Linked DNA regions of Homo sapiens: region 1 is linked to region 2. A link is an interaction called in ENCODE POLR2A ChIA-PET data of the cell type or tissue named here. Cell type or tissue: PC-3. All regions are shown on one strand. Links, peaks and the distances in the headings refer to the core of each region. The heading gives the core; the rest is flanking DNA. Region 1 holds the start of ADAMTSL4-AS1 (ADAMTSL4 antisense RNA 1). Region 2 holds the start of HORMAD1 (HORMA domain containing 1).

Evidence for each region. ChIA-PET counts read pairs that join two places held together with the same protein. Peaks named below come from ENCODE experiments on the same cell type or tissue, not always from the same donor. Only the 100,000 strongest peaks of a DNase experiment are listed, where the experiment ranks them.
Region 1: POLR2A ChIA-PET joins it to region 2 with 15 read pairs; 7 of 35 experiments call an interaction of 5 or more read pairs at or near these places.

The regions. Positions count from the first base shown.
Region 1 is chr1:150,567,523-150,576,825 of GRCh38, reverse strand. It overlaps ADAMTSL4-AS1 (ADAMTSL4 antisense RNA 1), which reads left to right and starts at 2,274. Exons shown (of 4, transcript NR_104133.1): 1 at 2,274-2,702; 2 at 3,005-3,167. It overlaps MCL1 (MCL1 apoptosis regulator, BCL2 family member), which reads left to right. Exons shown (of 3, transcript NM_021960.5): 3 at 1-2,268. It also overlaps the pseudogene RN7SL600P. RefSeq lists enhancers at 8,306-9,017, 9,119-9,303, 9,018-9,303. In PC-3, for the core only: no CTCF peak of the experiment used is centred there; no DNase peak of the experiment used is centred there; H3K27ac peaks cover 711 bases.
Region 2 is chr1:150,720,853-150,737,462 of GRCh38, reverse strand. HORMAD1 (HORMA domain containing 1) reads left to right here and starts at 16,568. Exons shown (of 15, transcript NM_032132.5): 1 at 16,568-16,610. CTSS (cathepsin S) reads left to right here. Exons shown (of 8, transcript NM_004079.5): 8 at 4,318-7,275. The coding sequence ends at 4,417. RefSeq lists cis regulatory regions at 216, 2,343, 6,573, 6,900-6,904 and enhancers at 144-288, 2,271-2,415, 6,498-6,642, 6,831-6,975, 8,413-9,178. In PC-3, for the core only: no CTCF peak of the experiment used is centred there; no DNase peak of the experiment used is centred there.

The sequences.
Region 1 (9,303 bases), core at 4,370-6,869, 150 kb after region 2:
GTTATACTTTGGCTTGGTTTCCATGATTCTTACTTTATTAGCCTAGTTTATCACCAATAATACTTGACGGAAGGCTCAGTAATTAGTTATGAATATGGATATCCTCAATTCTTAAGACAGCTTGTAAATGTATTTGTAAAAATTGTATATATTTTTACAGAAAGTCTATTTCTTTGAAACGAAGGAAGTATCGAATTTACATTAGTTTTTTTCATACCCTTTTGAACTTTGCAACTTCCGTAATTAGGAACCTGTTTCTTACAGCTTTTCTATGCTAAACTTTGTTCTGTTCAGTTCTAGAGTGTATACAGAACGAATTGATGTGTAACTGTATGCAGACTGGTTGTAGTGGAACAAATCTGATAACTATGCAGGTTTAAATTTTCTTATCTGATTTTGGTAAGTATTCCTTAGGTTTTTCTTTGAAAACCTGGGATTGAGAGGTTGATGAATGGAAATTCTTTCACTTCATTATATGCAAGTTTTCAATAATTAGGTCTAAGTGGAGTTTTAAGGTTACTGATGACTTACAAATAATGGGCTCTGATTGGGCAATACTCATTTGAGTTCCTTCCATTTGACCTAATTTAACTGGTGAAATTTAAAGTGAATTCATGGGCTCATCTTTAAAGCTTTTACTAAAAGATTTTCAGCTGAATGGAACTCATTAGCTGTGTGCATATAAAAAGATCACATCAGGTGGATGGAGAGACATTTGATCCCTTGTTTGCTTAATAAATTATAAAATGATGGCTTGGAAAAGCAGGCTAGTCTAACCATGGTGCTATTATTAGGCTTGCTTGTTACACACACAGGTCTAAGCCTAGTATGTCAATAAAGCAAATACTTACTGTTTTGTTTCTATTAATGATTCCCAAACCTTGTTGCAAGTTTTTGCATTGGCATCTTTGGATTTCAGTCTTGATGTTTGTTCTATCAGACTTAACCTTTTATTTCCTGTCCTTCCTTGAAATTGCTGATTGTTCTGCTCCCTCTACAGATATTTATATCAATTCCTACAGCTTTCCCCTGCCATCCCTGAACTCTTTCTAGCCCTTTTAGATTTTGGCACTGTGAAACCCCTGCTGGAAACCTGAGTGACCCTCCCTCCCCACCAAGAGTCCACAGACCTTTCATCTTTCACGAACTTGATCCTGTTAGCAGGTGGTAATACCATGGGTGCTGTGACACTAACAGTCATTGAGAGGTGGGAGGAAGTCCCTTTTCCTTGGACTGGTATCTTTTCAACTATTGTTTTATCCTGTCTTTGGGGGCAATGTGTCAAAAGTCCCCTCAGGAATTTTCAGAGGAAAGAACATTTTATGAGGCTTTCTCTAAAGTTTCCTTTGTATAGGAGTATGCTCACTTAAATTTACAGAAAGAGGTGAGCTGTGTTAAACCTCAGAGTTTAAAAGCTACTGATAAACTGAAGAAAGTGTCTATATTGGAACTAGGGTCATTTGAAAGCTTCAGTCTCGGAACATGACCTTTAGTCTGTGGACTCCATTTAAAAATAGGTATGAATAAGATGACTAAGAATGTAATGGGGAAGAACTGCCCTGCCTGCCCATCTCAGAGCCATAAGGTCATCTTTGCTAGAGCTATTTTTACCTATGTATTTATCGTTCTTGATCATAAGCCGCTTATTTATATCATGTATCTCTAAGGACCTAAAAGCACTTTATGTAGTTTTTAATTAATCTTAAGATCTGGTTACGGTAACTAAAAAAGCCTGTCTGCCAAATCCAGTGGAAACAAGTGCATAGATGTGAATTGGTTTTTAGGGGCCCCACTTCCCAATTCATTAGGTATGACTGTGGAAATACAGACAAGGATCTTAGTTGATATTTTGGGCTTGGGGCAGTGAGGGCTTAGGACACCCCAAGTGGTTTGGGAAAGGAGGAGGGGAGTGGTGGGTTTATAGGGGGAGGAGGAGGCAGGTGGTCTAAGTGCTGACTGGCTACGTAGTTCGGGCAAATCCTCCAAAAGGGAAAGGGAGGATTTGCTTAGAAGGATGGCGCTCCCAGTGACTACTTTTTGACTTCTGTTTGTCTTACGCTTCTCTCAGGGAAAAACATGCAGTCCTCTAGTGTTTCATGTACATTCTGTGGGGGGTGAACACCTTGGTTCTGGTTAAACAGCTGTACTTTTGATAGCTGTGCCAGGAAGGGTTAGGACCAACTACAAATTAATGTTGGTTGTCAAATGTAGTGTGTTTCCCTAACTTTCTGTTTTTCCTGAGAAAAAAAAATAAATCTTTTATTCAAATACAGGGTGTGATATGGGTCTTTTCTCATCGACGCCTCTTTTTCCTTCCCTCTCTTAGGCAAACCTTTTAGAGAAGTCAGCTGAGCAAATATGTACAGGTGAATTCAAAGCAAAAGCCTCACAAAGTTGATTTGCCTTAGAGCAAAGGACAGTTCCTTTCTTCAATTCTAATTAGAGGTGTTGGGTTTTTAATTAAATATATTACTGCTGTACTTAGAGGAGTTCTTAAACCTCCAAGTAAAATCAAAAACCTCTTTAAAATCAAAATTTCTGTCTTGATTTATTTATTTATTATTTTTTTTTTGAGATGGAGTTTTGCTCTTGTTGTCCAGGCTGGAGTGCAATGGCACGATCTCCGCTCACCGCAACCTCCGCCTCCCAGGTTCAAATGATTCTCCTGCCTCAGCCTCCTGAGTAGCTGGGAATACAGGCATGCGCCACCACACCCAGATAATTTTGTATTTTTAGTAGAGATGGGGTTTCTCCGTGTTGGTCAGGCTGGTCTTGAACTCCCGACCTCAGGTGATCTGCCCACCTCTGCCTCCCAGAGTGCCAGGATTACAGGCGTGAGCCATCGCACCCAGCCTCTGTCTTGATTTTTTTGAATCACCAGGTGTTGGTATGTTTTGTTTTGTTTTGTTTTGAGGCACAGTCTCACTCTTTTGCCCAGGCTAGAGTGCAGTGGGGCAATCTCGGCTCACTGCAACCTCAGCCTCCCGAGTAGCTGGGATTACAGGTGCCCGCCACCATGCCCGGCTAATTTTTCTATTTTTGGTAGAGACGGGGTTTTGCCGTGTTGGTCAGGCTGGTCTTGAAGTCCTGACCTCAGTGATCCACTCGCCTCAGCCGAAGTGCTGCGATTACAGACCTGAGCCACTGCGCCCAGCCTTGATCTTGAGGTAAGAGGGTACTGTACAGCAGTTACTCTATCATAACACCTAAATAATACCTAAAGTTAAAGAGTTTTGATGAAGTTCTTGGCAGCAGTGCTTTTCCCCTTCTGCTTTCCAAAAGGAGGTAAAAAGAAGCCAGTCAATTTCAAAAACCCCTATCCTGCTTTTATTTTCAGCTACCTTGAAAGTGAGCTGAATCACCATGGAAATGTGCAAATGTGAGGTTTGCATACTTGGTTTTAAGCCCTGAGCACCATATGCTAATCAGGCAATCAGGATTCTGTGCCTCCCTGCAGTCAGTTGCATTTCTATTTAAAAGTGCATTTTGGTTTGGAAGCCCCTTTCTGGAGCCTAACTACCAAAAGGCAGCAACTTTTTGTATCATTACAAAGAAAGCTGTGTAAGTGCACTCCCAAGCAAAGGTGTGGTAGGAGAGTAGCAGCCACAGAGGACCCAAGCCCAAGTCTTGGCCTGAGTTAAGTTAGTGCTATTGCTCCCATTGACGTGCTATGATGTGAAGCCGTTTCTGGTACAGTGTTCCTTTGCTCAGCACCTTAAAAGCTTGGATTTAATAGTAACTGGGTAACCTTAATCAGTAGTCAGAATTATCAACACTTTGCTTTATTTGACACAACCAGACTTTCTCAGTTCCTGTTCTGTATCTAGAGCAACGTCTTCATACTGTTTTTTCACAAAATTTTTATTTAAAACAGTTGTGACAGCCGAAGGATTTTTTTTTTTTTTTTTACAAAATTAAAATGAAATAACTTGTACAACTGGTGCGTACCATGGCTCCAGCCAGATGCCCAAAGCACTGGCTATTAATTCCTGGAGTTCAGATGGTCAGTTGAGTCTATCCTAGTTTTTTGCTTCACTTGTTCAATCATGGAACTTTCTAGAACGCTGCCACTCTTCAAAGGCTTCTCAATTTCAAATTTGAAAACTTAATTCTCTCCCTCTTAGTTTCAAAGTTGTTACAGTGTTATCTATGTGAAGTATGTGGAAAGTTGGGGGCTGGGGATTTTCCTCCAGGCAGATTAAGAAACAGCTCTCCGGGTCGGGCGCTGTGGCTCAGGCCTGTAATCCCAGCACTTTGGGAGGCTGAGGCAGGAGAATCGCTCGAACCCGGGAGGCGGAGGTTGCAGTGAGCTGAGATCATGCCATTGCACTCCGGGGCCTGGGCGACAGAGCCAGACGCTGTCTCAAAAAAAAAAAAAAAAAAAAGGCACGGTGACTCACACCTGTAATCCCAGCACTTTGGGAGGCCAAGGTGGAGGGATCATGAGGTCAGGAGTTTGAGGCCAGTCTGGCCAATACAGTGAAACCCCATCTCTACTAAAAATAAAAAAAATTAACTGGGCATGGTGGCGGGCGCCTGTAATCCCAGCTACTTGGGAGGCTGAGGCAGGAGAACCACGTGAACCTGGGAGGAACCCCGGAGGTGGAGGTTGCAGTGAGCCGAGATCGTGCCACTGCACTTAAGCCCAGGTGACAGTGTGAGACTCTGTCTCAAACAAAATAAATACCTCTCTAGTGAGGTGGCTCACGCCTGTAATCCCAGCACTTTGGGAGGCCAAGGCGGGCTGATCACTTGAGGACAGAAGTTTGAGACCAGCCTGGCCAACACGGTTAAACGCCACTACTGGTGGCGGGCACTAGTAGTCCCAGCTATTCAGGAGGCTGAGGCAGGAGAATTGCTTGAACCCAGGAGGTGGAGGTTGCAGTGAGCCAAGATCATGCCACTGCACTCCAGTCTGGGTGACAGAGCGAGACTTCCTCTCAAAAAAAAAAAAAAAAAGGCCAGGGGCGGTGGCTTATGCCTGTAATCCCAGCACTTTGGGAGCCCAAGGCGGGCAGATCACCCGAAGTCAGGAATTTGAGACCAGCTTGGCCAACATGGTGAAACCCCGTCTCTACTAAAAATACAAAAATTAGCTGGGTATGGGGTCACGCGCCTGTAGTCCCAGATTGCAGTGAGCCAAAATCACACCACTGCACTCCAGCCTGGCGACAGAGCGAGACTCCATCTCAAAAAAAAACACCTCCGAAAATTTGGTGTCCTTTACTAATAATTCTTGGGAAGTAGAAAAAGGATATACGTAGCAAGCTTTTGTTCCCACACTATACTTGGTTTCTAATTTGCAGTTCCCTTCTTGACCTGCATAGAATAATAGTTATTTTCCATTGGGAAATGAGAAATCTTCAACATTGAGGTAAGTTAGGATTTTTTTTTTTTTAAGAGGTGGGGTCTCACTCTATTGCCCAGGCTGCAGTGCAGTGGGACTATCACGGTTCACTGCAACCTTGAACTCCTGTGCTCAAGCAATACTCCCACCTCAACCTCCAAAGTAGCTGGTACTACAGGTACCTCACCATGCCTTGTGTTTTGTTTTGTTTTGTTCATAGAGATGGGGTCTTGCTATATTGCCCAGGCTTGTCTATTTAGCAGGAGCTCTAGGCAGCCAGATGTTGAGAGTGTCTTCATTTTTCCATTACATGACAGTAGACTGCTTATTATGTATCATGAACTGTTAGATAATGGAATTATAAAGAGATCATTCTTCCCCTTAAGAAACTCAAAAAAAGAGGCCGGGTGCGGTGGCTCACGCCTGTAATCCCAGCACTTTGGGAGGCCAAGGCGGGCGGATCACAATGTCAGGAGTTCAAGGCCCGCCTGGCCAATATGGTGAAGCTCCGTCTCTAGTAAAAATATAAAAATTAGCCAGGTGTGGTGGTGGACTCCTGTAGTCCCAGCTACTTGGGAGGCTGAGGCAGAAGAATTGCTTAAACCCGGGAGGCCGAGGTTGCAGTGAGCTGAGATTGGGCCCCTGCACTCCAGCCTGGGAGACAGAGCAAGACTCTGTCTCAAAAAAAAAGAAAAAAAAAAGAAACTCAAAAAAAGATTGGGGAATAGTTCAAAAGAAACATGACAACTAACTACACATGTCAAAAAGCTATAAAGGACATGGGGACATTTGCGGAAATTTATGGATTGTATGTTACTACTGTATCGATGTTAAATTTCTTGAGTATTATACCTTGTTTTTAGGAGATGCATGCTAAAGAATTTATGCATAACGAATCCCATAATGAGAATGCAAATGTGGCTAGATGTTAAAGTTTGTGATCTAGCTGGGTGCAGTGGCTCATGCCTGTAATCCCAGCACTTTGGGAGGCTAAGGCAGGCAGATTGCTTAAACCCAGGAGTTTGAGACCAGCCCAGGCAATATGGTGAAACTCCATCTCTATAAAACATAAAAAAAATTAGCTTGGCATAGTAGCACGTGCCTGTGGTCCCAGCCACTGGGGAGGCTGAGGTGGGAGAAACGCTTGAGCTTACGAAGTCGAGGTTGCAGTGAGCTGAAATTGTGCCACTGCACTCCAGCCCAGGCAACAGAGTGAGACCCTATCTTAACAAAAAAAGAAACACACACACACACAAAGTTTACAATCTAGTAAGAGTCATAGACATGGACAGAAATAATTAGAAGGCACTGTACAAAGCATTGTAGGGTTGGGAAAAAGCAGGGTGACAACTTCTAGACGTAGAGGGTGGTAAAGAAGGCTTCATAAGAAATGTGAGGTTGGACCTTAAAACATGAGTAACGAGGCTGGGCACGGTGGCTCATACCTGTAATCCCAGCACTTGGAGAGGCTGAGGTGGGTAGATCACCCGAGGTCACCAGTGTGGCCAACATGGTAAAACCCCATCTCTACTAAAAACACAAAAATTTGATGAGCGTGATGGTGCACACCTGTAATCCTAGCTTCTTGGGGGGCTGAGGCCGGAGAATCACTTGAGCCCGGGAGGTGGAGGCTGCAGTGATCCGAGATCATGCCACTGCACTCCAGCCTGGGCAACAGAACGAGACTCAAAAAAAAAGATGAGTAAGAAACACGTACCAAAGCATGGAATTGGGAAAGACCCTCTGGGTGTATGGAGATGGGAGAAGCAGGGATGGACTGTGTAGGTAATTTTCTTATTCCATCTTCCTTCCCTGCCTTCTTTCTCTGCTCGCCGCTCTTGGTCAGTGAATACTGTATGACTTCAGTTTTTCCCATCTCAGGCCTTATATAAAAATATTAGAGCCAGGCGTGGCGGCTCATGCCTGTAATCCCAGCACTTTGGGAGGCCGAGGCAAGCAGATCACCTGAGGTCAGGAGTTCGAGGATAGCCTGGCCAACATGGCGAAACCCCATCTCTACTAAAAATACAAAAAAATTAGCTGGGCGTGGTGGCTTATTCCTGTAGTCCCAGCTACTCGGGAGGCTGAGGCACCAGAATCACTTGAACCCGGGAGGCAGAGGCTGCAGTGAGTCATGATCACGCCACTGCACTCCAGCCTGGGTGACAGAGCGAGACTCCATCTCAAAAAAAAAAAAAAAAAAAATTTGGCCAGGCACAGTTGTACGTACCTATAGTCCCAGATATTCTGGAGGCTAAGGCAGAAGAATCACTTGAGCCCCGGAGTTCAGGGCTATAGTGTGCTACGTTGATCTGGTGTTCACGCTAAGTTCTGCATCAATATGGTGACTTCCTGGGAGTGGGGGACCATCAGGTTGCCCAAGTAGGGGTGAACCTGCCTAGGTTGGAAATAGAGCTGGTTAAAACTCCTGTGCTCCTCAGTAGTAGAATTGCACCTGTGAATAGCCACTGCTCTCCAGCATGGGCAACATAACAAGACCCTGCCTCTTAAGATAAAATTTGGAAAACACTGATAGGAAAAAAAGGCTCTTTGGTCTAAATAAGTCTGGACTGGGTATAAATGACACACAACTGGATGGACTGTGTTTAGGAAGTAGAAAAGACTCAATTGCTTCCTGTATCATGTTAAAGTGGTGACCCTAAACACACAATCTCAGGATCATAGCCATCTTTGGATCTAGACTGAAGGAGTTGGCATTGGCAGGCCTGGTTTGAATAAAGTTGCTCTTTTAAGAGCATCACCTAAGGTAGGTCACTGGAGCCTCACTGGTCCTTCACCCTCTAGGTTTTACATAGTCAGGGAAAGGAACCAAGGTTTTGCCTAAGAGCACTATGCTGTCTGCAGAACAGAATTTTAATAAGAGCTTCCAAAAGTTATTTAACTGGAACCCTAAGATACTGAATGGTGGCTTCCACTCTCCCTGATCCTGTTCCCGTGGGAGACTCAACTATTGCTATTCCCATCCTGATTCAAAAAACCAGTTTGCTCTAGCTGCCCAGACTTCCCCACAGGCTGCATTCTTGCCCATGAGCTCATTGTTTTGGCTTCTTTGCCTGTATAAGTCTACTGCCAGTGCCAGAGGTCTCAGCCCGGGGCCCCCTAACTAGCTGGGGCTGCATTCCATTCAGAATTTCACCACCCCCACTTGGTGTTCTTCCCGCCCTCATGTGGTCACATGTGTATGTTTACTCAAGTTAGCCTGGGACAAGGTGTGCTGGGATAGAGAGCCAAAGAAGCAGAGAAGGAAAAGAATGTTTAACTGTTAGGTTTCATCCTGGATTAGATTTCAGTAAAAATGCTTTCAGTTCTGTGCCCTAAAAAATGTTAATTTTCTTGTCTGGTAGGAGGAGCTGGTTTTGAAAATTTTGCTATACATTTCATAGTCTACCCTACTGGGCTGGTTATGACTCTCAGGTATTCAGATTTGAAGGCGAGAATGCGGTTAATTCTCCCTGGGAAACACCGCATTCACATGCATTTTATTCCTGAAGCTCCTATGCCCAGATCTATCAGGCCTGCCTTTCTCAGCTCACAACGCCATCCTTTAGGTTGCCTGGAGCAGTTCCCACCGTCTCCGGCCCTTGGTGGAAATGGGGGGAGGGGAGACAGCTGGCCTGCTGCAAGGGAGCAGCTGTTCGGTTTCACTGCTTTGTTACTGAACTTTCCTGAGGGGAGGATACCTTGTTTATTTCCTTTTGCATGAGAGCCCAAATCTAAGGAAAGTGGGGCACACACCTCAGGTGAAGGGCTATGGGAAGAGCATTTCTCTTACTTTGCAGAGTTTTGGATTAATACTAGATGCTTAAGCGGTATACTCCTTTCCTCCACCCCCCTCTTCTTCATCTGTAAAAACAAAACCAAAAAACAAAACTGCAGGCTGCGGCTGTGGGAGGTGACTTTTTTTCATTTCTCAGAAATCCCTCATGAGGCAAAGC
Region 2 (16,610 bases), core at 13,428-15,927:
AACTGGGACTGGTGATCACCCTAGAAGAACGCTATACATTTTTTTAAAAGTAGACGGACTCAGCCCGGCTCAGTGGCTCACGCCTGTAATCCCAGCACTTTGGGAGGCCGAGGTGGGAGGATCACCTGAGGTTGGGAGTTCGAGACCAGCCTGGCCAACATGGAGACACTCCATCTCTACTAAAAATACAAAATTATCCGGGCATGATGGCGCACGCCTGTAATCCCAGCTACTCAGGAGGCTGAGGCAGGAGAATCACTTGAACCTGGGAGGTGGAGGTTGCAGTGAGGCGAGGTTGTGCCATTGCACTCCAGCCTGGGCAACAAGAGTGAAACTCCGTCTCAAAAAAAAAAAAGTAGATGGACTCTACTTGAGTCCAATCTGATGTACTCATACCTGGATAATAATAAAAATAGCTACCTTCACTTAGTAAGCATTGGCTATATACCAAATATTGTGTGAGTACTTTAAATACATTCTCTCATTTAATTTTTAAAGTACTCTTATGAGATAGGCATTTAGTTAACAAACTCACCTAAAGTTGAACAGTTTGAGTGAAAGAGCTATAGAATTAATAAAAATATACAACTTGGTAAGTACCGAAATGAACATTTGGAGCAGATCTTGTATAATTCTGAAGGCAAGACTTTGTCCTCAGATACTTTATTTAGCTTAAGATTTTTTTTTTTTATCAGTTTCATTGTTTAAGGGAAGTTAGCAGGACTCAGTCAAAAAGAGGTCTGGGATCTTTTGCAAAACTGGGGGCAATTGATCTTGGTCGGTAAAACTGAGAAAAGTAAATTGTTTAGATGTTGAATGGGGTCTGGGATTCCTTGGTCTCACTGACTGAATTCATACTGCTAGTAACTAGACCCTCAATTCAATTTTCATACTAGAACTCAGGTCCAAATTCAGTTCACCTAAAATGATTTATTTTACCTATTATTTAATGCAGTGACCATAGTAGGATATAAATTACATGAGATCCTAGATGTACTGGTCTGAATTTCATTCCCCATATGACTTCACTCACAGAGATAACTGTAGGGATAGGCATAGATAAAAGTTAGAGTGGGCTTTGGAATAAAATAATCCTAGATTTGACCTCTGGCTTCACAATTTACTATCTATGTGACTTTTGGCAAGCTACTTTACCACTCTGCCCTTCTGTTTTTTTCTTTAGTAAAAGAAGATAATATTCACCTCACAGGATGATGATTAAATTAGATAATTTATGTTAATCTGTTTGGCAGAGTAAGTGCTAAATAAGTGGTGTCTATTAATATTAATAATAGCCTGGCCGGATTCTTGTTATTGCTTTTGCTTATCAAACTGGATATTAAAAGAGCATTGCTACAGCCTGGGCAACATAGTGAGACCTCTTCTTTACTAAAATAAAAAATTGGGCCAGGCGCAGTGGCTCACGCCTGTAATCCCAGCACTTTGGGAGGCTGAGGCGGGCAGATCACAAGGTCAGGAGATCGAGACCATCCTGGCTAACACGGTAAAACCCCATCTCTACTAAAAAATACAAAAAAATTAGCCAGGCGTGGTGGTGGGCGCCTGTAATTCCAGCTACTGAGGAGGCTGAGGCAGGAGAATGGCGTGAACCCGGGAGGCGGAGCTTGCAGTGAGCCGAGATTGTGCCACTACACTCCAGCCTGGGCCACAGAGCAAGACTCCATCACAAAAAAAAAAAAAAAAAAATTGGCCAAGCATGGTGGTATGCACATGTGGTCCTAGCTACTTGTAAGGCTGAGGCAGGAGGATTGCTTGAGCACAGGAGGTCGAAGCTGCAGTGAGCTGTGATTGCACCACCACACTCCAACCAGGGCAACACGGTGAGACTCTGTCAAAAACAAACAAACAAACAAAAAAACCCACTACAGCCAGTGGTTTATTAGAGGTGACGATGGAGTTTGAATTTTATTGTAAAGGCATGGAGAGCCATTGACAATTTCTAAGCAGTGGAGTGGCAATTAAGTGAAAGGAAGTAAAGAAAGGAGCTCATGAAAATGTTTGAGAAGGACTGACCAGAGAGAGATAAGAAAATCAGAACATAGTAGTGTCTTGAAGCCAAGAGACCAGTAAGGTGGGAGTAGACAAGTGTGTTAAATGGTACAGAGAGAAAAAAATAGGACCTGCAAAATGTCCAATGAGGGCTGATACATAGAATATTTAAGGCCTCTTAAAGCACAGTCCTTTTAAATGGTGTCATTTGTCTTCCAACAATAAACCAGCATTTCTTAGGTTCTCCACTGCATGCAAAAACACAAACTTTGAGTCCCTGAGCCAAAATTTCTAACAGCTTCCCTTTGCCTTTGTAATTGAAGTACATGTTCCTCCACCTGCTGTTCTAAGCTGTTCACAACATGGCCCCAAACCAGCTTTCTATCCTCTTTTTCCACTATTCTACTAAAGATATCCAGTTTTCCTTTCAACTAAATTTCTTACTGCTCTCCAGACACACTAGGCATTTTCTCAATTTCACACTTTTATTTGTATCCTAGAGCACTTAATGAATTTTGCCTTGTATGATATTTATATACCTACCACTATAAAATCTCAGAATGATAAAGAGCTTCAGAAATCATTCCTCTTACAAGGATTTTCTAAGTTTTTTCATCAGTCTTGGTAAAGTAAGAAAAATAAGAATATTTTGGTGACTTTTTCATTAATATAAATTTATTTACTCAAAAGACTATCCTTAAAATAGAGATTATGTCTTTGGATTTTTTGCTTTTGGTGTTAAAATGTATTTTCTTTTACAACATAATGGTGACAGTAAGTAGTATGGTTTTTATTTATTTTCTTTTTTTGAGACAGTCTCACTCTGTTGCCCAGGCTGGAGTGCACAGGCGCAATCTCGGCTTACTGCAACCTCTGCCTTGCCTCCCAGGTTCAAGCGATTCTCCTACCTCAGCCTCTCGAGTAGCTGGGACTACAGGCTCATGCTACCATGCCCAGCTAGTTTTTGTATTTTTAGTAGAGACGGGGTTTCACCATGTTGATCAGGCTGGTCTCGAACTCCTGACCTCAAATGATCTGCCCGTCTCTGCCTCCCAAAGTGCTGGGATTACAGGCTTGAGCCACCGTGCCCGACCAATAGTATGCTTTTTAAAAAAGATGACCATACAGCCGGGCGTGGTGGCTCACACCTGTAATCCCAACTCTTTGGGAGCCTGAGGCGGGTAGATCACTTGAGGTCAGGAGTTGGAGACCAGCCTGACCAACATGGAGAAACCCCATCTCTACTAAAAATACAAAATTAGCCGTCGTGGTGGCACATGCCTGCAGTCCTAGCTACTTGGGAGGCTGAGGCAGGAGAATCACTTGAACCCAGGAGATGGAGGCTGCGGTGAGCTGAGATTGCACCATTGCACTCCAGTCTGGGCAACAAGAGCGAAACTTCACCTCCAAAAAAAAAAAAAAGATGTCCATACATGCTAATTTTAAAATTGATAACTGTATATCTATCTGTAAAAACTTTTTGAACTCCTCTAAGTCCATTAAATCAAAAAGTGAAACACTGATCTACTCGAACCCTAATCCGACCCATGATTTTTCTCTGCAACATCTCTAACAAGTAGCCTCTGCTGCAGAGTAGGTAAGGAATACAGGTGCATGCCACCATGCCTGGCTAATTAAAAAAAAATTTTTTTTGTAGAATCAGGGACTTGCTATTTTGCCCAGGCTGCTCTCAAACTCTGGCCTCAAACAATCCTCCCACTTCAGCCTCTCAAAGCACTTGGATTACAAGTGTGAGCCACCATGCCTGGCTCATTTTTCAATAGCTTTAATTATGAGAAAGTCAGCTCCACTTCTAGATCAAAAAGCTCTTTCAGAGCTGCATTTTTGTTGTTTGCTTTAGAATTCCCTGCCCTATACCTTTTTCATAGTAGTCACTCAAAAATATTTCTTAATTGACATTCTCTAGAGGAATTTAAGTTTGATAGAAAATCATTACACATGATACTGTTATCAAAAAATTTAGAGATAAAGGCTTATAAAGGATACTAATACTCTTTCTTTAGAGAAGGCATATTTGCAAAGTAGGAGGATTAAAGGACTGGGATGGATCTTACTATAGTTTTCCTTAGGTATTAAGTCTATTCATCAATATAGCACTAAAGCTTTCCAAACCATTATTTTGAGTTACCTGAAATCCCTGGAGAAATTATTACCTTATTTCATTCTAATTTTGTTTTACGGCCTTTCATATGTAATCACTTATAGGAGAAAAACAATGAGATAAAAAGTTGATAACATGGTTTGATTGTACGCATTTGTAATTTTGTATTATTTCTTTTTCTAAAGCTGGGGCCACAACTTTGGTGAAGAAGGATATATTCGGATGGCAAGAAATAAAGGAAATCATTGTGGGATTGCTAGCTTTCCCTCTTACCCAGAAATCTAGAGGATCTCTCCTTTTTATAACAAATCAAGAAATATGAAGCACTTTCTCTTAACTTAATTTTTCCTGCTGTATCCAGAAGAAATAATTGTGTCATGATTAATGTGTATTTACTGTACTAATTAGAAAATATAGTTTGAGGCCGGGCACGGTGGCTCACGCCTGTAATCCCAGTACTTGGGAGGCCAAGGCAGGCATATCAACTTGAGGCCAGGAGTTAAAGAGCAGCCTGGCTAACATGGTGAAACCCCATCTCTACTAAAAATACAAAAAATTAGCCGAGCACGGTGGTGCATGCCTGTAATCCCAGCTACTTGGGAGGCTGAGGCACGAGATTCCTTGAACCCAAGAGGTTGAGGCTATGTTGAGCTGAGATCACACCACTGTACTCCAGCCTGGATGACAGAGTGGAGACTCTGTTTCAAAAAAACAGAAAAGAAAATATAGTTTGATTCTTCATTTTTTTAAATTTGCAAATCTCAGGATAAAGTTTGCTAAGTAAATTAGTAATGTACTATAGATATAACTGTACAAAAATTGTTCAACCTAAAACAATCTGTAATTGCTTATTGTTTTATTGTATACTCTTTGTCTTTTTAAGACCCCTAATAGCCTTTTGTAACTTGATGGCTTAAAAATACTTAATAAATCTGCCATTTCAAATTTCTATCATTGCCACATACCATTCTTATTCCTAGGCAACTATTAATAATCTATCCTGAGAATATTAATTGTGGTATTCTGGTGATGGGGTTTAGCAACTTTGATGGAAGAAAATATTAGGCTATAAATGTCCTAAGGACTCAGATTGTATCTTTGTACAGAAGAGGATTCAAAACGCCACGTGTAGTGGCTCATGCCTGTAATCCCAACACTTTGGGAGGCTGAAGTAGGAGGATCGTCTTGAGCCCAGGAGTTCAAGACCAGCCTGGACAACATAGTGAGACCTTGTCTCCACAAAAATAAAAAAGAAACTATCCAGGAGTGGTGGTGTGTGCCTGTGGTCCCTGCTATGCAGATGTCTAAGACAGGAGGATCACAAGAGCCCAGGAGGTTGAGAATGCAGTGAGCTTGTAATTGCACCACTGCACTCCAGCCTGGGTGACAGAGCAAGACCCTGTCTTAAAAAAAGAGGATTCAACACATATTTTTATATTATGTTAAAGTAAAGAAATGCATAAAAGACAAGCACTTTGGAAGAATTATTTTAATGATCAACAATTTAATGTATTAGTCCAAATTATTTTTACGTAGTCATCAACAATTTGACCAGGGCCTTTATTTGGCAAATAACTGAGCCAACCAGAATAAAATAACCAATACTCCACTGCTCATATTTTTATCTAATTCAGATGGATCTTCCTTACAACTGCTCTAGATTAGTAGATGCATCTAAGCAGGCAGCAGGAACTTTAAATTTTTTAAGTTCATGTCTATGACATGAACAATGTGTGGGATAATGTCATTAATATATCCTAAATTAACCTAAACGTATTTCACTAACTCTGGCTCCTTCTCCATAAAGCACATTTTAAGGAACAAGAATTGCTAAATATAAAAACATAAATAATACCATAATACATGGCTATCATCAAAAGTGTATAGAATATTATAGTTTAAAAGTATTTAGTTGATTACTTTTCAGTTTTGTTTTGTTTTTTGAGACGGAGTCTCACTCTGTTGCCCAGGCTGGAGTGCAGTGGCACCATCTCAGTTCACTGCAACTTCTGCCTCCCGAGTTCAAGCGATTCTCCTGCCTCAGCCTCCCGAGTAGCTGGAATTATAGGCGTGCACCACCACGCCCAGCTAATTTTTGTATTTTTAGTAAAGACAGGGTTTTGCCACATTAGCCAGGCTGGTCTCAAACTCCTGACCTCAGGTGATCCACCCACCCCAGCCTCCCAAAGTGCTAAGATTACAGGCGTGAGCCACTGAGCCCAGCCTACTTTTCAGTTTTTAACATAATTTTTGTTTTATCCACAACTTTTCAAGTATTGAAAGTAGAATAAAAACATGGGTTCTTAGTCTTTAGCTATCTGTTAAAGCCTATGAATGCCTTCTTAAAATCATGTTTTTAAATGCATAAAATATATAGGATTACAAAGGAATCTAATTATATCGAAATACAGTTATTAAAATGTTAAAAGATAAGTTTGTTATATATTAATATGCATGCTTCTTTATAAATGCATTAAATAAGAGTTAATAGCTATCCTAAATTTGAAATAGTGATAAGCATAATGAAAATAGATGCAAAAAACTAATGTGATATGAAAATATCTGGGTTTTTCTTTTGATGATGAAGTATTGCTAATATTACCGTGGTTTATGAACTATGTTCAGAATTGAAGAAAATCCTAACTTTCAGTTAGAGGTTAGTGACGGGGTTCAGGACACCCTACACAAAATACAGCACTTTGACATATTGAATATTTTAAGCTGAAGGCATTTGAGGAAATTGCAGAAGCAGGAAGGTGACTCTGACCTTCTGCCTGCTGTTCTCCCCAGAAGCAGCCATAAAACCTGGGAAGGATTTTCTGACCTTCCCCTGAAGTAGATCATAAGACTGTCATGTAAGAGGTGCTCTCCTGGCACCCAGAGAAAAGGAGCATCCTTACCTCCAAAAGCACAGGGACACAAAGAGGAATCTAAACAAACAGGCCTCTCAGTTTCCCCCAGTTTATTACATTTAGCTTGTTCACACTTTGCCCTATGACATTTCTACATCACTGGCTGCTCTTCATCAAACCTACTATAAAAAACATTCAAGTTCAACTGTTTCTTTGGGCCTTTATTTCCTTATGGAGCCCCTCGTGTCGTGTAAAACTTATATTAAATAAATGTGCATGCTTTTCTCTTGCTAATCTCTCTTTTGTTATAGAGATCTCAGCCCTAAACCTAGGATGGATAGAAGGAAACATATGTTCTCCCCTACATTAGTAAAAATAAAAATGGAATTTTTTACCCATACAAATTCATAAATTCCCTGAATTCTATCCAAGGAGACTTTGAGAGTTGTGGCTCTCAAGTAAAGAATGCCTGAACTGCTCTCCCTCCCCCTCCCCCTCCCCCTCCCCCTCTCCCCACGGTCTCCCTCTCATGCGGAGCCGAAGCTGGACTGTACTGCTGCCATCTCGGCTCACTGCAACCTCCCTGCCTGATTCTCCTGCCTCAGCCTGACCAGTGCCTGCGATTGCAGCCTCGCGCCACCACGCCTGACTGGTTTTGGTGGAGACGGGGTTTCGCTGTGTTGGCCGGGCGGGTCTCCAGCCCCTAACCACGAGTGATCCGCCAACCTCGGCCTCCCAAGGTGCGGGGATTGCAGACGGAGTCTCGTTCACTCAGTGCTCAATGGTGCCCAGGCTGGAGTGCAGTGGCGTGATCTCGGCTCACTACAACCTACACCTCCCAGCCGCCTGCCTTGGCCTCCCAAAGTGCTGAGATTGCAGCCTCTGCCCGGCTGCCACCCTGTCTGGGAAGTGAGGAGTGTCTCTGCCTGGCCGCCCATCGTCTGGGATGTGAGGAGCCCCTCTGCCTGGCTGCCCAGTCTGGAAAGTGAGGAGCGTCTCCGCCCGGCCGCCATCCCATCTAGGAAGTGAGGAGGCCTCTTCCCAGCCGCCATCACATCTAGGAAGTGAGGAGCGTCTCTGCCCGGCCGCCCATCGTCTGAGATGTGGGGAGCGCCTCTGCCCCGCCGCCCCATCTGGGATGTGAGGAGCGCCTCTGCCCGGCCGAGACCCTGTCTGGGAGGTGAGGAGCGTCTCTGCCCGGCCGCCCCGTCTGAGAAGTGAGGAGACCCTCTGCCTGGCAACCACCCCGTCTGAGAAGTGAGGAGCCCCTCCGCCCGGCAGCTGCCCCGTCTGAGAAGTGAGGAGCCTCTCCGCCCGGCAGCCACCCGATCTGGGAAGTGAGGAGCGTCTCCGCCCGGCAGCCACCCCGTCCGGGAGGGAGGTGGGGGGGGGTGTCAGCCCCCCGCCCGGCCAGCCGCCCCATCCGGGAGGGAGGTGGGGGGGGTCAGCCCCCCGCCCGGCCAGCCGCCCTGTCCGGGAGGCAGGTGGGGGGGTCAGCCCCCCGCCCGGCCAGCCGCCCCGTCCGGGAGGTGAGGGGCGCCTCTGCCCGGCCGCCCCTACTGGGAAGTGAGGAGCCCCTCAGCCCGGCCAGCCACCCCGTCCGGGAGGGAGATGTGGGGGTCAGCCCCCCCACCCGGCCAGCCGCCCCATCCGGGAGGGAGGTGGGGGGGTCAGCCCCCCGCCTGGCCAGCCGCCCCGTCCGGGAGGGAGGTGGGGGGGTGAGCCCTCCGCCCGGCCAGCCGCCCCGTCTGGGAGGTGAGGGGCGCCTCTGCCCGGCCGCCCCTACTGGGAAGTGAGGAGCCCCTCTGCCCGGCCAGCCGCCCCGTCCGGGAGGGAGGTGGGGGGGTCGGCCCCCCGCCCGGCCAGCCGCCCCGTCCGGGAGGGAGGTGGGGGGGGTCAGCCCCCCTGCCCAGCCAGCCACCCCGTCCGGGAGGTGAGGGGCGCCTCTGCCCGGCCGCCCCTACTGGGAAGTGAGGAGCCCCTCTGCCCGGCCACCACCCCGTCTGGGAGGTGTTCCCAACAGCTCATTGAGAACGGGCCAGGATGACAATGGCGGCTTTGTGGAATAGAAAGGCGGGAAAGGTGGGGAAAAGATTGAGAAATCGGATAGTTGCCGTGTCTGTGTAGAAAGAAGTAGACATGGGAGACTTTTCATTTTGTTCTGCACTAAGAAAAATTCCTCTGCCTTGGGATCCTGTTGATCTGTGACCTTACCCCCAACCCTGTGCTCTCTGAAACATGTGCTGTGTCCACTCAGGGTTAAATGGATTAAGGGCGGTGCAAGATGTGCTTTGTTAAACAGATGCTTGAAGGCAGCATGCTCGTTAAGAGTCATCACCAATCCCTAATCTCAAGTAATCAGGGACACAAACACTGCGGAAGGCCGCAGGGTCCTCTGCCTAGGAAAACCAGAGTCCTTTGTTCACTTGTTTATCTGCTGACCTTCCCTCCACTATTGTCCCATGACCCTGCCAAATCCCCCTCTGTGAGAAACACCCAAGAATTATCAATAAAAAAATAAATTAAAAAAAAAAAAAAAAAGAATGCCTGAACTAAGCAAGTAGAATAATGAAATACTTTTTAAAAACTTCACTGTATGCCCAATATAAAGGGAAATTATTAACAATAAGTAATTTCAAACTTATAGAGATAAAAAATTATCTAAAAATATAAATTTAAAACAAAAACATTTAGAATTTATTCTGGAACAATTTCTAGACAGTAGTATGCAAGATGACTTGAAGAAAATTTTTTTAAAAGCCAGGTGCAGTGGCTCACACCTGTAATCCCAGCACTGTGGGAGGCTGAGGTGGGAGGATCGCTTGAGCCAGAAGTTCAAGAGGCTGGTCTCAAACTCCTGGGCGCAAGTGATCCTCCTGCCTCTTGTTATGAGCACATAAAAAGATCTCCATCTCTACAAAAAATAAAAAAGTTAGCCAGGTGTGGTGGTATGTGCCTATAGTCCCAGCTACCAGGGGAAAGGCTGAGGTGGGAGGATCACTTGAGCCCAGGAGATTGAGGCTGCAGTGAGCCATGATAGCGCCATTGCACTCCAGCCTGGGTGACCTTGTTTCAAAATAAATAAATTGGCAAATAATAAAATAAATAAAATTTTAAAATGAGACAACCTAGGCCGGGCGTGGTGGCTTACGCCTGTAATCCCAGCACTTTGGGAGGCCGAGGCAGGCAGATCACTTGAGGTCAGGAGTTGGAGACCAGCCTGGCCAACACAGTGAAACCCCGCCTCTACTAAAAATACAAAAATTAGCTGGGCATGGTGGTGGGTGCCTGTAATCCCAGCTACTTGAGAGGCTGAGACAGGAGAATTGCTTGAACTCAGGAGGTGGAGGTTGCAGTGAGCCGAGATCATGCCATTGCACTCCAGCCTGGGCAACAAGAACGAAACTCTGTCTCAAGAAAAAAAAAGAGACAATCTAAAAGATATTCTAGTAGTCTATATGTGTGGTGATAAAGCCCTAAACTAAATACATCATTTCTGAAAACAGCAAAAAAATAAAAAATAAAGCAAATCTGGGAGCCATCACAGAGTAAAAGTTGACAGAATTTTAAACTGTATAATAAAAGTAAAGAAACGGTGCTTGCTTTGGCAGCACATATACTCAAATTTGAATGATACAGAGAAGATTAGCCAAAAAATTTGAAAAATTATATTAAAAAAAGAAACAAGAAGATTTAAATATTCCAGAACTAGGCATCCATGAGACAATGCCATTAAAACATATAACATAAATGTGACAGATACTTAGTATTTCCTTTCTCTTTTCTTTTTTCCTTTCTTATCTTTTTTTTTTTTTTTTTGAGACAGGGTCTCACTCTGTCACTCAGGCTGGAGTGCAGTGATGCCATCACTGCTCACTGCAGCCTTGAACTCCTGAACTTAAGCTATTTTCTCACCTCACACACCTTCCCCACCCCTCCAGTAGCTGGGACTAGAGGTGCAAGCCACCATTTCTGGCTTATTTGTGTGTGTGTGTGTGTGTGTGTGTGTGTGTGTGTGTGTGTGTGTGTGTAGAGATGGGAGTCTCATTATGTTGCCCAGGCTGGTCTCCAACTCTTGGCCTCAAGTGATCCTCCCACTTTGGTCTCCCAAAGTACTGGGATTACAGGCATAAGACTTACTATTTCTTTGAATCAAATTATTATTTTTTGACTCTTCTCTTCTAGATGAGAATCTTGATGATGCTTCAAGTATGCATACTCTAAGTTACCAGAAAGACTATAAATCAGAACATGTAATAAAGGGGGCCGGGCGTGGTGGCTCATGCCTGTAATCCCAGCACTTTGGGAGGCCAAGGCAAGCCGATCACCTGAGGTCAGGAGTTCGAGGCTAGCCTGGCCAACATGGCAAAATGCCACCTTTACTAAAAATACAAAAATTAGCCTGGCGTGGTGGTGGACGCCTGTAACCCCAGTTACTTCAGAGGCTGAGGCAGGAGAATTGCTTGAACCCAGGAAGGGGAGGTTGCAGTGAGTCGAGATCACGCCACTGCATTCCAGTCTGGGTGACAGAGCAAGACTCTGTCTCAAAAAAAATGAAAAAAAATGAAAATAGGCCTGGCATAGTAGTTCATGCCTGAAACACTTTGGGAGGCTAAGGCAGGAGTATTACTTGAGGCCAGTAGTTCAAGATCAGTCTACACAACATAGCAAGACCCTGACTCTACAAAAAAATTAAAAAGTAGCCGAGAGTTGTGGCACACACCTGCGGTCCTAGTTGTTACAGAGGCTGAGGAGGGAGGATTGCTTGAGCCAGGAGTTTGAGGCTGCAGTGAGGTATGATTGCATCACTGCACTCCAGCCTGGGAGACTGAAAGAGACCTTGCCTCTAAAGAAAAAAAAGTGGCTGGGCACAGTGGCTCATGCCTGTAATCCCAGCATTTTGGGAGTCCAAGGTGGGCAAATCACCTGAGGTCAGGAGTTCAAGACCAGTCTGGCCAACATGGTGAAACCCCATCTCTACTAAAAATACAAAAATTAGTTGGATGTGGTGGTGCGTGCCTGTGATCCCAGCTACTGGGGAGGCTGAGGCAGGAGAATCCCTTGAACCCAGGAGGTGGAGGTTGCAGTGAGCCAAGATTATGCCACTGCACTCCAGCTTGGGCAAAAGAGTGAGACTCCGTCTCAAAAAACAACAACAACAACAACAACAAAAAAAAACACACAAAACAGTGACTTAATTATAATTCAAAATAATTATTAGACCAAGATTTTCACTATTTTTAACCCTAATAACAAGGTTCTAGTCTTCATTTCTCTCCTAGTTGAATGACTTTGGGCAAATCTTTTCATATCTAGTGGCTGTTTTCTCCTTTGTAATGAAGATATGTCAAAGTTTATGAGTACAGGCTTATCTTGTTTTATTGTGCTTTGCTTTATTGTGCTTTGCAGATATTGCATTTTTTTTACAAATTGCAGGTTTGTAGCAACCCAGAATCAAGTAAGTCTGTCAGTGCCGTTTCCCAACAGCATATGCTTACTTCATGTCTTTGTGTCACATTTTGGTAATTCTTGCAATATTTTAAACTTTTTCATTATTATTATTATCTACTATGGTGATCTGTGATCAGTGATCTTTGATGTTACTATGATAATTGTCATAGGATGTCAAAAGCCGCACCCATGTAAAATGGCAAATATAATCAATAAATGTGTGTGTTCTAACTGCTCCATTTACTGGCTGTGTCCCCATCTCTCTCCCTCTCCTTGGGCCTCCCTATTTTCTAAGACACAGCAATATTTAAATTAGGTCAATTCATAACCCTACAATGTTGTCTATGTGTTCAAGTGAAAGAAAGAGTTGCATGCCTCTCACTTAAACGCTGAAAATGATTAAGCTTAGTGAGGAAGGCATGCCAAAAGCCAAGATAGGCTGAAAGGCCTCTTGTGCCAAATAGTTCACCAAGTTGTGAATGTAAAGGGAAAGTTCTTGGAGGAAATTACAAGTGCTACTCCAGTGAACACATGAATGATAAGAAAGTGAAGCAGCTTTATTGGTGATATGCAGAAAGTTTGAGTGGTCTGGATAGAAGATTGAGCCAGCCACAACATGCTCTTAAACCGAAGTCTAATCCAGAGCAAGGCCCTAACTCCTCAATTCTAGAAAGGCTGACAGAGATGCAGAAGCTGCAGAAGCTGCAGAAGAAAAGTCTGAAGCTAGCAGATGTTGGTTCATGAGGTTTCAAGGATGAAGCCATTCTCCATAACACAAAAGTGCTGAGATCGTGCCACTGCACTCCAGCCTGGGCGACAGAGTGAGACTCCGTCTCAAAAAAAAAAAAAAAAAAAAAAAAAAGTGCAAGGTGGAGCATCAAGGGCTGATGTGGAAGCTGCAGCAAGTTATCCAGAAGATCTAGCTAAGATAACTGATGCAGGTGGCTATACTAAACAGCACATTTTCCACGTAGGTGAAACAGCTTTGTGGAAGAAGATTCCACTGAAAACTTTCATAGCTAGAGAAGAGAAATTAATGCCTTCAAAGCTTTAAAGGACAGGATGAATTTCTCATACGAGGATAATGCAGCTGGTGACTTACATTTGAAGCCAGTGCTCCCTTAACATTCTGCAAATTCTAGGGCCGTTAAGAATTATACTAAATCTACTCTGCCTGTGATCTATAAATGGAACAACAAAGCCTGGATGACACCACATCTGCTTACAACATAGTTCACTGGATATTTTAAGCACATGGTTGAGACCTACTGCTGCTTAGAAAAAAAGATTCCTTTCAACATATTACTGCTCATTGTCAATGCACTTGGTCACTCAAGAGCTCTAATGGAGGTGAACATGGAGATTAATGTTGTTTTCGTGTCTGCTAACAAAAAGACCATTCTGCAGCCCATGGATCAAGAAGTAATTTTGACTTTCAAGCCTTATAAGTTAAGAAACACATTTTGTAAGGGCTGTAGCTGCCATAGTGATTCCTCTGATGGATGTAGGCAAAGAAAATTGAAAACCTTCTGGAAAGGCGTCACTATTCTCGATGCCATTAAGAATATTTGTGATTCATAGGAGGAGGTCAAAATATCAACATTAGCAGCAGTTTAGAAGAAGTTATTCCAATCCTCATGGATGACTTTGAGAAGTTCGAGACTGCCATGGAGGAAGCAACTGCAGATGTGGAAATAGCAAGAGTACCAGAATTGGAAGTAGAACCTGAAGATGAGAAGATGGGACTGAATTGCTACAATCTCATGACAAAATTTGAACTGCTGAGGAATTGCTTCTTTTTTTTTTTTTTTAAGTTAGTGTCTTGCTCTGTTGTCCAGGCTGGAGTACAGTGGCGTGATTTCAGCTCACTGTAACCTCAGCCTCCTGGGTTCAAGCGATTCTCCCACCTCAGCCTCCCTAGTAGCTGGGATTACAGGCGTGCTATCATGCCTGGCTAATTTTTGTATTTTTAGTAGAGACAGGGTTTCACCATATTGGCCAGGCTAGTCTCAAACTCCTGACTTCGTGATCCACCCGCCTCAGCCTCCCAAAGTGCTGGAATTGCTTCTTATGGATGATTGAGGAAAGTGATTTATTGAGATGGAATCGATGGAATCTACTCCTGGTGAAGATGCTGAGAACAAGATTGAAATGGTAACAAAGGATTTAGAATGTTACATAAACTTAGTTGACAAAGTAGCAGCAGGGTTTGAAAGGACTGACTCCAATTCTGAAGGAATTTCTACTGTGGGTAAAATGCTGTAAAACAGCATCACATGCTACAGAGAAATCTTTTATAAAAGGAAGAGTCAATCGATGTGGTGAATGTCATTGTTGTCCTAATTTAAGAAATTGCCACAGACACCCCAACATGCAGCAAACACCTCCCTGATCAGTCAGCAGCCATTAACATCAAGGCAAGGCCCTCCACCGGCAAAAAGATGATTGTTCAGATGATCATTAGCATTTTTTAGGAATAAAGTATTTTAAAATTAAAGTATGTGCATTGTGTTTCTAGACATTATGCTCCTGCACACTTAACAGACTACAGAAAGCATAAGATATGTACAATAAATATATTAAGGGCTGGGCGCAGTGGCTCATGCCTGTAATCCCAGCACTTTGGGAGGCCAAGGCGGGCAGATCACGAGGTCAGGAGATCAAGACCATCCTGGCTAACACGGTGAAACCCTGTCTCTACTAAAAATACAAAAAAATTAGCCGGGTGTGGTGGCGGGCGCCTGTAGTCCCAGCTACTTGGGAGGCTGAGGCAGGAGAATGGTGTGAACCCAGGAGGTGGAGCTTGCAGTGAGCCGAGATCGCACCACTGCACTCCAGCCTGGGCGACAGACAGAGCAAGACTCCGTCTCAAAAAAAAAAATTTATATATATATATTAAGATATTAATAGTGTAACCATAATTTTTTTTTTTTGAAACAAGTCTCACTGCCGCCTAGGCAGGAGTGCAGTGGCTCAAACAGGGCTCACTGCCACTGCAAACTCCTGGGCTCAAGGGATCCTCCTGCCTAAGCCTCCTGAGTAGCTGAGACTACAGGTGTGTGCCACAACCTCTGCCTAATTTTTTTTATTTTTTGTAGAGACAGGGTCTCACTTTGTTGCCCAAGCTGATCCCCAATTTCTGGCCTCAAGCAATTGTTCCGCCTCAGCCTCCCAAAGTGCTGGGATTATTGGCATGAGCCACCACATCTAGCCAACATAACTTTTATACACATGGAAAACTAAAAAATTGTGTAATTTGCTTTATTATGTTGTTTGCTTTATTGGAGGGTCTGGAACTGAACTTGCAATATCTCCAAGGTATGCCTGTAATTGAATGTTTACACTGGTAAGAAATGTATTTGGATATATAATAATCTGTAAACTAAGAAGCTTGTACTACTGAATAATCTCCAACTATTAATACCTACCCACTCTGATTTTATTTTGTTTCTAAATGAGACAAATTACATTCAAAGCTATCCATTGTCCCCAATGACATAACACAGTGGAAGTGGCTAAGTAGAAGACTGCTAAAGCAAATGGTTTCCTGAAGATACAGGAGATTGGAAGGTGGGAATGCAATTTGTGGTAGTTCCAATGAGAAAATCAAAAGTCAGCCGGGTGTGGTGGCTCACGCCTGTAATCCCAGCACTTTGGGAGGCCGAGGGAGGCAGGTCACCTGAGGTCGGGAGTTTGAGACCAGCTTGGCCAACATGGCAAAACCCCGTCTCTACTAAAAATACAAAAATTAGCTGGGCATGGTGGCGGACGCCTGTAATCCCAGCTACTTGGGAGGCTGAGGCAGGAGAATTGCTTGAACCCTGGAGGCAGAGGTTGCAGTGAGCCAAGATCATGCCACTGCACTTCAGCCTGGACGACAAGAGCAAAACTCCGTCTCAAAAAAAAAAAAAAAAAAAAAAGAAAGAAAATCAAAAGTCAGAAAAACAATCAGAAATTCAGTAACTGCACATGCAGTTACTTAACCTTCCCCCTTCTGTCTGGCTTTTCCACTGCCTGAGACGTGGCGCTGAGGCTTCCCGTGTCTGAGGCTCCCAGTGCGCCTTGCGCTGCGCTTGGCGGGAAAGGTGACCTCGACCAGGGGTCAAAAAGCCACTGTCGCGCCCCAGCGGGTGACCGTTGAAGGAAAGCGCATGCGCGTCGGGCACAGCGCGTGC